Linked DNA regions of Homo sapiens: region 2 is linked to region 1. Evidence: chromatin loops called from intact Hi-C (ENCODE). Cell type or tissue: IMR-90. All regions are shown on one strand. Links, peaks and the distances in the headings refer to the core of each region. The heading gives the core; the rest is flanking DNA. Region 1 holds the start of MIR5787 (microRNA 5787). Region 2 overlaps SEMA3F-AS1 (SEMA3F antisense RNA 1).

Region 1 (5,363 bases), core at 173-5,172:
CCGGGAGGTGGAGGTTGAGGTGAGCCAAGATCAAGCCATTGCACTCCAGCCTGGGCAACAAGAGCCAAACTCCATCTCAAAGAATAATAATAATAATAAATAAATAAATAGTTCTGGAAAAATTGTTCTGTTTGGAATATTGATAAGTTAGAGCAGCCTGAAGGTCCAGCACAAAGGTCTTCTATATTTCTTTTCACTGTTTTTCTTATGACTGCTTATTATAGAAAAATAAGAGCAGGAAGGGGGGCAAAAGCATGGGTCTCAGTCTCCCTGCCCAGCAGCTGCCCTTGCCCACACCCTTCTCACCTGTGTGCACAAGCACACATTTGCCTCTTGACTCATTCATTCATTCATTCAACAAGTATTTATTGACAGTTCCTACACGCCAGGCACTCATCTAGCACCTGCAAATAAAGCAGTGAACAAAGTGAAGACCCTGGCCTTCCTTGAACTTACTGTCCAGGATGGGGATTAGATCCAAAAAAGCAGCATTAAACCTAACCACTAAATTCTATCATGTGGTTAGAAGATGCTCAGTACTACAGGGAGTAAAAGCAACAAGATAAGAAAAATGGGAGGTGGGGGACGGGGGTCAGAGTGGGCCTGAGAAAGGAACTTTTTTTTTTTTGAGACAGAGTCTAGCTCTGTGGTCCAGGCTGGAGTGCAAATGGCATGATCACAGCTCACTGCCGCCTTGAATTTCTAGACTCAAGGGACCCTCCTGCCTCAGCCTCCTGAGTAGCTGGGGACTATAAGCACATGTCACCACTGCCTGCTTATTTGTATCCTATTTTTTTGTAGAGACAGGGTCTCATCATGTTTCCCAGGCTGGTTTCAAAGTCCTGGTCTCAAGCAATTCTCCCATTTTGGCCTCCCAAAATGCTGGGATTACAGGTGTGAGCCACCGTGTCAGGCATAAGTCTAAGTTTTAAATAGATTATTCCGGCTGCTGCATTAAGACTAGGCTCTGGGTGGGGAATGGGGGGCAAGGGTGACACTGACACAAGGGCTCCTGTAGTTATTCCAAATAATCATGTTGCATGTCTTAGCCCAGGTGATGGTAGAGGCAGGATGAGGCACTAGGCTTGTCCTAAAGGTAGAGGTGGCAGGCTTCCCGGATGGTTCCAGTAGGGGAGGAGAGGCAGAAGTAAGTCAAGGGTGACTCCAAGGTTGTCTAGTGATAGAGGTGCCACTGCAGGAGGCTGGAGGAGGAGCAGGCTTGGGAGAGAGATAAGTTTTGTCCATGAAGAGTTTAAAACATTGACTGGACATCGGCAGGGCATGGTGGCTCACGCCTGTAATCCCAGTACTTTGCGAGGCCGAGGCGCGTGAATCACAAGGTCAGGAGTTCGAGACCAGCCTGGCCAACATAGTGAAACCCCATCTCTACTAAAAACTACAAAAATTAGCCAGGTGTGGCACGTGCCTGCAGTCCCAGCTACTCGGGAAGCTGAGGCAGGAGAATCGCTTGAAGCCGGGAGGCGGAGGTTGCAGTGAGCCGAGACCACACCATTGCACTCCAGCCTGGGTGACAGAGTGAGACTCCGTCTAAAAAAAAAAAAAAAAAAAACATTGACTGGACATCAAAGTGCAGGTGCCGAGTCAACTGCTGGGTGTATGCGTTGAGTTCAGTAGAGTGGCCAGTGATGAAGCTTTGGATCTGGGAAGCAAAGCAAGTGGTGTTTAAAGCCATGGGATGGGAAGAAGCTAAGTTCAGACAGAGGAGGGCGGCAGTAAGCACTGAGCCCTGGAAGATGAGGCAGAACCAGCAAAGGAGCTGGGCGGGAGTAGCCAGGAGGTGAGAGGAAAACTGGGAGAGCATGGGCACCTGGAGCCAGGTAAGTGTCAGATGCTGCCAAGGAGTTGAGGGTAGAGGATGGACCACTGAATTCGGACACCTGTGGATCCCTAAGGACCCTGACCAGGGCACTTTTGTGAGGGAGGGACAGGCCTGCCTGGAGTGGGCAGAGGAGAAAGTGAGGTAGAACTGGAAAGAGCCAGTGTAAACAACTTGTGTGAAGTGAGAGGGGCAGAGCCAACAGTGGCTTTTAAGAAAGACTGGAAAGTTGGCCGGGCACGGTGGCTCACGCCTGTAATTCCAGCACTTTGGGAGGCCGAGGCGGGTGGATCATGAGGTCAGGAGTTTGAGATCAGCCTGGCCAACATGGTGAAACCCCGTCTCTACTAAAAATACAAAAATTAGCCAGGTGTGATGGCGCACACCTGTAATCCCAGCTACTCGGGAGGCTGAAGCAGAATTGCTTAAACCTGAGAGGCAGAGGCTGCAGTGAACCGAGATCACACCACTGCAATCCAGCCTGGGCAACAGAGTGAGACTCCGTCTGTGGGTGGGAGGAAGAAAGACTGGAAAGAAGAAGGTATTGAGGTGAGAGAATGGAAGCAGCTGGTAGGAGGGTAGGTTTGAGCTCAGTGAAAGACTTCCAGGATGGGGGTGCTGGAAACTGAGCTGGAAAACAGTAGACAGAGATTGGATAGTGGGGGTCTGGACATCAGGGAGTGTGCAGCTTGGCCACTGACCTGCCTGGTCAAGTGCTGGTGGCTAGGGACACAGCGGGTCCAAGACGCAGGCAAGGATGGCAAGGAGCCGTGGAGAGACCCAGGGGACAATTCAGATGTCTGCCTAGGCCAGGTGTGGTGGCTCATGCCTGTAGTCCCAGCACTTTGGGATTCACTTAAGGTCAGGAGTTCAAGACCAGCCTGGCAACATGGCAAAACCCTGTCTCTACTAAAAATACAAAAATTAGCCGGTCATGGTGGCACACACCTGTAGTCCCAGCTACTCTGGAGGCTGAGGCACCTCCAGAGAATCGCTTCAACCCGGGAGGCGGAGGTTGCAGTGAGCCGAGTTCGCCATTGCATTCCAGCCTGGGCTACAGAGCAAGACCCTGTCTCCAAAAAAAAAAGAAAAGAAAAAAGATGTCTGCCTGGACCCTAGTTTAAAGTCACCCAGCAACTGACTTTCCAACAACGCGGAGCAGTAATAATTGACTGAAGGTTGCTTAGAAAGAAGAGCAGCCCTGGAAAAATCTGAAAGCATAAAACTACTTTCCAACCACACAAGTCTACAAACCGCCTGGCTACACACACAGGATTAGCCAGCGACCTAATCCGCCAAGCTATGCAAAAGGAGGCCTCTGCTGACCCCTGGCGGTCACCAGCCGGAGTCTGGCTGCGCGGTGACCCACCACACGTTGCCCAGCCGTGTGGCTGGGATGGTCGGTACCCATGGCCGTGCGGTCGAGCCTTGATGCTCCAGGACAGTCCTGGAAGGCTTCCTGGCAGATCCGTGGGAAGAAAGCCGACAGAAGGGCGGGAGGCGGGAGGGGAAAGGTCCCCCGGGATGGGTAGGGCCTCAACGCTGGGCATCGGCGCAGGTGTGTACTGCAGGGAGCCAGCCAGACCCCCCACGGACTGCCTGACCTTGGGGGAAGCCCGGAGTAGAGGAAGAGGCCGGACCCCCAGACCCGCCATTGACTATGTCCGCCATTGACTATGTGTTCTGAGAGAAATTTTTTTTTTTTTTTTTGAGACTGAGTCTCACTCTTTCGCCCAGGCCGGAGTGCAGTGGCGCGATCTCGGCTCACTGCAAGCTCCGCCTCCCGGGTTCACGCCATTCTCCTGCCTCAGCCTCCCGAGTAGCTGGGACTACAGGCGCCCGCTACCGCGCCCGGCTAATTTTTTGTATTTTTAATAGAGACGGGGTTTCACCGTGTTAGCCAGGATGGTCTCGATCTCCTGACCTCGTGATCCGCCCGCCTTGGCCTCCCAGAGTGCTGGGATGACAGGCGTGAGCCTCTGAGAGCAAATTTTACCCAGTTCCTCTCTATCCTCCCGATGACTCTGAAATCAAACTCAGCAAGTCATCCGAGCCCCCACGGCGCAGCGGCCCTAGGCTGGCATGGGCGATGCGGAGCTACTCCGCCCTCAGGAAGCAGGCGAGGTGCCCAGCGGGAGAATCACCCACATCACCGTCTAATCTCTGCTGTGAAGTGGAAGCGCGAGAAGGAGGGAGCGTCTCATGACGGAGGGTGTGAAGACGCTAGGCTGGACGAAGCAGAAAGGCGGGTGTCACTGGGGACGTTCTGAGGGTAAGCCGATGGCGGCTATCGCGGAGGAGACCCTGGCGAGGTGGGGCCCCGCGCGGGGCAAGGGGGATGGGGTGCCACAGAGGGCTAGTTGCAAGAGGACGCGTGACGGCTGCAGCTCTGCGGAGACCGGGCCTCGACGGCCAAGGAGTGGCAGGTCGGCGGAGGCGGGGGCCAGGCCCGGAGGCAGAGCGAGACAGGAGAGCAGGCAAGGCGGGGGCCACCGTGAGTGGGGGCCGCGAGGCGGGGGCTGGGGCGCGGGGAGGTGCTAGGTCGGCCTCGGCTCCCGCGCCGCACCCCAGGCCCGCCAGGAGGCGCCGCTGCCCCGCGAAGCCGTTCCGGCCTCTCCCGGCCACCGAAATCCCGCGCTCCGGCCTAGAGAGGCCCCGGAAGAGGCGGTGCAGCGCACCCCGAGGCCGCTTCCGGCTTCGGCTCTGCAGGAGAGGCCAGAATCGGGGGAGGACGCCTTGGGCGGGGCGTGGGTGAGAGAACCTGGGGGAGGTGAAGAACTAGGAGGTTGCACTGGGAGTGGACAAGGGGGAAAATAAGAATTAGGGAGGGGCTGCGGTGGGCAGGGCCAAGGGCAGGTAGCACCCTGCAAGGTTGCACCCTGCGCAGCTCTCGGTCCACTGCTGAGCCTCCTGGCTTTTTACCTCGCAAAATGCCGTCCTGGTGAGGTCCCTGGGGAGCCCACCGCTGGCCAAGACCCAGGACAGGGCAAGGAAGGCTTCCTAGAGGTAGAGAGGTGCACAAAGGCGGGAAAGCAGATACGGGGACATTGGGAGCCCCTTTAGACCGATCTTTAGGTGTCTGAGCCACGCCCATTTGGAGGGAAGGCTGAATGGGGACCAGCCCGCCCAAACCTGCTGGAGGAAACAAAAACTCACTCCCGTTATAATTGCTCCCCGCCCCCTCACCAGCTCTCTTCTCCCCGGAGACGGGACAGCCCTGTCTCCACAGGCTTCACTCCATTTCCCTCGAATGGTGCCCACCTCCTATCCTCCCATCTCTCTTATCCTCAGGTTCTACTACTCATAGCAACCAGAAGGAACTTTAAAAATCAGATCATGTTGGCCGGGCACGGTGCACGGTAGCTCACGCCTGTAATCCTAGCACTCTGGGAGGCCGAGGTGGGCGGATCACCTGAGGCCAGGAGTTTGAGACCAGCCTGGCCAACATGGCAAAACCCCGTCTCTACCAAAAATACAAAAAAATTAGCTGGGCGTGGGGGCGCGCCTTGTAATCCCAGCTACTCAG
Region 2 (5,363 bases), core at 294-5,293, 100 kb before region 1:
CAGCCCCTCACATTCCTAGGGGTTTGAGATGCTGTAGGTGGTATGTGACACCAAAGCCACCTCTGTCATTTGTTGTGATGTCTTTTCTTGGCAAAAGCCTTGTGTATATTTGTATATTACACATTTGTACAGAATTTTGGAAGATTTTCAGTCTAGTTGCCAAATCTGGCTCCTTTACAAAAGAAATACCTTGAGAAATGGGTGTCCTGTGTCTCTTTATTCTTGGGTGGGTAGGTGGGTCAAGCATGTCTGAGCCAGTCAAGCCTGGTGATGAAATCAGTTTATTTCTTGCCCCCATCACCACGTTCTGATTGATTGATTGATTGATTTTGAGGCAGGGTTGGCCAGGCGTGGTGGCTCACACCTGTAATCCCAACACTTTGGGAGGCCGAGGCAGGTGGATTGCCTGAGGTCAGGAGTTTGAGACCAGTCTGGCCAACATGGTGAAACCCTGTCTCTACCAAAAATACAAAAAAATTAGCCAGACGTGGTGGTGTGCACCTGTAATCCCAGCTACTCGGGAGCCTGCAGCCTCGACCTCCCGGGCTCACGCGATTCTCCCACTTTAGTGTTCCAAGTAGCTGGGACTACAAGCACATACCACCATGCAGGCTAATTTTTTAATTTTTTACAGAGATGGGGCCTCACTCTGTTGCCCAGGCTGGTCTTGACATGTTCGGATTTTTAAATTCAAGAGTTTAACATGTTTTAGCCGGGCGTGGTGGCTCACGCCTGTAATCCCAGCACTTTGGGAGGCCGAGGCAGGCGGATCACCTGGCGTTGGGAGTTCAAGACCACCCTGACCAACATGGAGAAACCCGTCTCTACTAAAAATACAAAATTAGCTGGGTGTGGTTGGCCTGTAATCCCAGCTGCTCGGGAGGCTGAGGCAGGAGAATTGCTTGAACCCAGGAGGCGGAGTTTGCAGTGAGCCGGAGGTCGCGCCATTGCACTCTAGCCTGGGCAACCAGAGCAAAACTCCGTTTCAAAAAAAAAAAAAAAAAAAGTTTAGCATGTTTTAAAACTCTTCATGGAAATCATGGTAACTTAGTAGCTTTTCTGCTAAGACCAAAGTGACCATGAGTGCTTGCACCTCTCTAGTTTCCACAGACTTTATTCCACACATGCCGGAGTGTGGAGTTGTCACTGCTCTGCAGGGCAGATCCTCCCTGCTTTTGGCCATGATACAGGTGATACCTGGTCCACCCTCTGCTGCGATGGAGAAACTGAGGAGGTCATCTCCCCCTGGCAGCACTCCACTCACTGCATCTTCTCAGCTGCTAAGGAGGTCCTGGGGGCATTGGAGAGTTTTCTGTTTTGAATGGGTATTTCGTCCTCAGCACTCTTCCACAGGGCAGAGAACATCATTTTGACCCAGAAGACCATGCCTGACCAGGTCAGGAAGTATACCTGGATCTCAGGCTGTTCTTGGGACCAGATGATGTGATGGGTTGCTCACATTGCCAATCTGGCCAAACTGAGTGCTTAAGCTCCACAGATTGGGCATGCAGTTAAGGTGGCCTTTTCTCTGCAGTTTACTTTTGAAGCTAGACTTGCTTTTGTGGGTGGTCACGTTTTCCTCTTTTCGGGCAGGGCGTTAAGGAATAGAAAATGCTCAGGAGGTCCTCACCCTGGCCTGTAGGGTAGTGCCTTGGAGAAGCTGAGCCTAATCACAGCTCTGGCTAGGGAGAGGTGGACGCAAATGCAGAAGCCCCAAGCCTGGGTTTCTGCAGAGTAAGGCTTGGGAACTTCACAAATGAGGGCCCAAGCGCCCAGAGCTGGGGTGGAGAGTGTGTCACAGATCTGGTCTACAGAAGTTGGATAAGAAACTGGCCTCACCTCCAGAGCCCTCACGGCATCAAGGGTGATGCTGGTGTTCCTCGCACCTGAGCAGCAGTCCTGAGTACCCTAATTAGACCCTTTTGACATCCGGCCCGGAAAGCTCTTCCAGGTGAGCATACCCAGAATAGGATCTGGGAAGCTCTTAATTATATGTACCCAGCTCAGCAAAGGTTGGGTGGAAGCGTCTTCCCTAGGGGAGCCATGGCCAGGCATTAATAGGAGCCAGCCCTCTAGCAGCCTCAGATTGACTTCCCAGCACCCGGAAGGGCACCTCAACCTGTCCCACACTGCTGGTGCTTAGAGTTACCTGTCAAAGCTGCTCAAGGCTCTCCCATGTGTGCTGTGGACCACGGCATCTGTTGTCAACACCAGCGTGGCCTTTCCTATGAACATGAAGCTGAGGGTTCCTGTGAATGTGAGGGTCTGAGCCAGCTCCTCAGAGATGGAGGCTCCCTCCTCTGGCCTCACCTGTTACCAGCATACCTAGCCAGGTGACTGCAGCCTTCACCCTGCATCTAAATTGATGGCCCCAGTCCTTGAGGTTTGACAGGCTGTTATCTTGGGCCCAGGTATCCTGCAAGACCATATTTGGGTGATCCTTCTGGTTTGGAAGCACTAGGATCCCAAGCATCCTCCTGACTGGCCCATCAGGGTTTACTCCAATCCCAAGCCCGGTTAAATGTGCTGTGTGCTGCCCATAGGGCCACCATTCCTCTTAGTCCTGTGTGATGTTGAGATGCTGTGAGAGTAGTGCAATCCTCTCAATCAGGGGAACCCAAATCTTGAATTTGAACGGTGCTCTTACTGAACTAGAAGGAGCCTCCAAGGATTCCCAAGTCCAGACTGCCCTTGGCTGGGACAGCTGCTACAACGTGCAAGGCTTTGAGGGCCGTCCAGGAGCAGCTGTCATGGCTGTGCATCAAACAAGTTTCAAAGCCCAGATGAGCATCCCGGCCTGAGCTAAGCTCCCCAGGCATGCATAGTCTGGCTGGGGGTCTCAAGGGCGCCCAGATCCCAGCCACCCCGATTCCGGAGGAATGAATGCCCTCAGGGACAGGTGGGGTGTGGGGGAAGATTGCCCACAGTCGATACTGGAGGAGGGTACTGTGTTGTTGGTGGCCACCAGGTGGCAGCATTCCATCATCTTTCCAGCCAGGCTGGTATAGGTGGTGGTAAGGAGAGGACTTCCCACCAAGTCCTGAGGTACTGGAGGTTCCCAGGGGCTCTCTCCACGTCTCTGGGACTCAAGGAGACCTGGCTAGAACTTCGGCCTTGAAACTTTCTGGAGTCAGGCAGGTGCCAAGTCTGCCTGCCTTGCAAGTTCCTGAGGGTCTCTGACCCCCAGGGACCCCCTCTGGCTAGATGGGGAAGTCGTCCCCACAGCGCCCAATGGGGCAAGAGCCAGGCTGACCCTGTGCACAGTAGGCACTTCCCTCTCAGCAATTCTTTCTGACCCAGGTAAATAATTTCTGCAGTCGATAAAGTGCATTTCTGCCTCTCACTCCCTTTCCCTACCACGTGCTTATTGACTCACAGAAGCACTGTTGCTAGAGCATCAGATTCTCAGCTTCTGTCCCTACAGCCCATGGGGAGTTGGAGCCCAGCTTGTCCAGGGCTCCCAGATGGAAGCAGGGGATGCCTGTAGTCCTTCACCCCAGTCTCCCAGAAGGTGGCAGGAGGGAGGTGGACTCATGGACTTGGGTTAAGGTCAGAACCCTATAGGGTGGGCCACACCCAGCCAGACAGAACTTTCCAGCAGAAGGTATGAGCCAGGGGCAGGGCCCTCCCATCCTGCTTAGTCCAAGCTGCACTGCCATCCCATTTAAAGAGGAAACTGAGATTCAAAGCTGTTGCTGGACTGGGCTGCTGCTGGCAACTGCTGCCCCATCACCACTCCAGTGCAGTAGAATTGGGTCTCACCTGCAGGTACAAGGTTGAGGTCCAGCCCTGGAGTGAGCTGGGTCTTGGGATGCCTCCCAGTGCCCTGAGGAAAGAGGAGAAAGACAGGGAGAGGCAGGTGAAGACAACCAGAGGCAAAGTGAGGCCTAGAGGATGCTGGAAAGAGAAGCTGGAGGAGTCTGCAGCAGCCACAAGGGGACGGAGGAGGCTGAGGGGGCAAGATAACGTGGGATGGGGCCGCCAGGTCTAGAGGAGTTGGTTCTGCGCTACCCACGGGTGCTGAGATAGGCCTCTGATCTTGGGGTGAATTCTGCACACCAATGGGGGAGGCCGAGGCAGGTGGCCAAGAGAGGAGGGGCTAGGGTGCCTGCTCGCGTCCTCTGCTGCTTTTATGTGCAACGGAGGCTCCAGGAGCCCCTGGCTCTCAGCTCTGGGCGGGCATCACCATCCTGAGTCTGGCTGGACAGGAGCTATTTGAGAATGATTCATGGATGTAATTAAGCCTCCCCCCACCATCCCCTAGTGTGGGCCTGGAACAGGGTCAGGTGCAGGTGTGGGAGCCCTGCCCAGCCTGTCCTGCAGGGTTGGGTTCAGCCTAGGGCCCCCTGGCCCAGCACAGCCTACCACCACCTAAGGGCGCCTAGCCTCAATCTGTAAGACCTGGAGCAAGACAGGGCTGAGCCCAAATCCTGAGAGGCACCAGAGCTGGGGCTTCTTCTCCTTCCTCTTACTCCCCAACTCCTGGGCTGAGGAGCCATCCTCTGCACTCATAAGCATGCCATGTGTACGCACCCACACGCAATGCAGGCCAGCCCTCAGGCATCCGGCTGCAGCAGGCAACATGCATGCTTCCCCATCACCCTTGACATTTGAGGTGGCATTACATCCAGATCCTGCAGACCCCCTCCCTGGTTGGTGTGTGAAGCATGCACACTTGTGCATAACCCCACCCAGCCACTGGCATATAGAAGAGCACACACAAGCCAGACACATTAATGAGCAAGTGTGCAAGTGAACCTGGCTCCTGAGGGGGCAGGAATCAGATGTTCTTGCTACCCCTGAGGAAGGAAACCTGGTCTGGCAGCCTTCTGTGAAGGGAGAGGGAGCCCCCAGGGTCACAGCGTGGCAGAGCACAAGCCGCCACCCAGCAGGCACACCCTTGTGCACACAATGTCATTCTGAGGCTTTCCCCTTTTCAGGTGGGTGGATCTTGGGGGTGTCCACCCAGAACAGGCTTCTGAGCTCACTGAACAGGTCCAAGTCTGCCAGCCATGGCTCAGCTCACTGGCAGAGCTGGAGAGGGGAAGGGAAGACTGAGGAAGGGGCATCATGGTCTCTAAGACTGGCTCAAGGTTCATTACCTTCCCTTCTAACACCTGCAGCCATACCTGCAGTGAGGACAGGAAGGAGAGGGAGCAGCCTCTCCTGTTTCCCTGACAGACTGGGAAGCTGAGGTCCACACCCATCTCATCCAAACCCAGGGCCCCAGTCCCCGATCCAGTCATTTCCATGTGCTGGCATCCTATTAGCTCTGCCATCCCCTCCGCCTGGAAGGCCCTAGGACCTGGGCCTGCCACCCTGCTCAGGTTAGGAGTGTCCAGAAGCAGCTGGGCTCTGCCTCC

What was found. A loop is a pair of places that touch in the nucleus more often than their neighbours do. Peaks named below come from ENCODE experiments on the same cell type or tissue, not always from the same donor. Only the 100,000 strongest peaks of a DNase experiment are listed, where the experiment ranks them.
Region 2: a loop joins it to region 1, with 16 times the contacts of the local background. A loop is called at or near these places in 29 of 110 quality-filtered maps.

The regions. Positions count from the first base shown.
Region 1 is chr3:50,223,085-50,228,447 of GRCh38, forward strand. MIR5787 (microRNA 5787) reads left to right here and starts at 4,352; the gene lies at 4,352-4,406. It also overlaps a transcript of GNAI2 not described here. RefSeq lists an enhancer at 2,873-3,682 and a silencer at 4,195-4,564. In IMR-90, for the core only: CTCF peaks have their summits at 3,168 (motif pointing left) and 4,422 (motif pointing right); DNase peaks (open chromatin) are centred at 3,157 and 4,497; H3K4me3 peaks cover 1,161 bases; H3K27ac peaks cover 1,049 bases; H3K27me3 peaks cover 332 bases.
Region 2 is chr3:50,118,763-50,124,125 of GRCh38, forward strand. SEMA3F-AS1 (SEMA3F antisense RNA 1) reads right to left here. Exons shown (of 4, transcript NR_135301.1): 3 at 3,763-3,826. It overlaps RBM5 (RNA binding motif protein 5), which reads left to right. Exons shown (of 25, transcript NM_005778.4): 25 at 1-259. Among named protein-coding and RNA genes, the nearest start is that of RBM5-AS1, 20 kb to the left of the region's middle. RefSeq lists enhancers at 1,536-2,414, 2,415-3,292, 4,278-4,778. In IMR-90, for the core only: a CTCF peak has its summit at 2,969 (motif pointing right); a DNase peak (open chromatin) is centred at 2,999.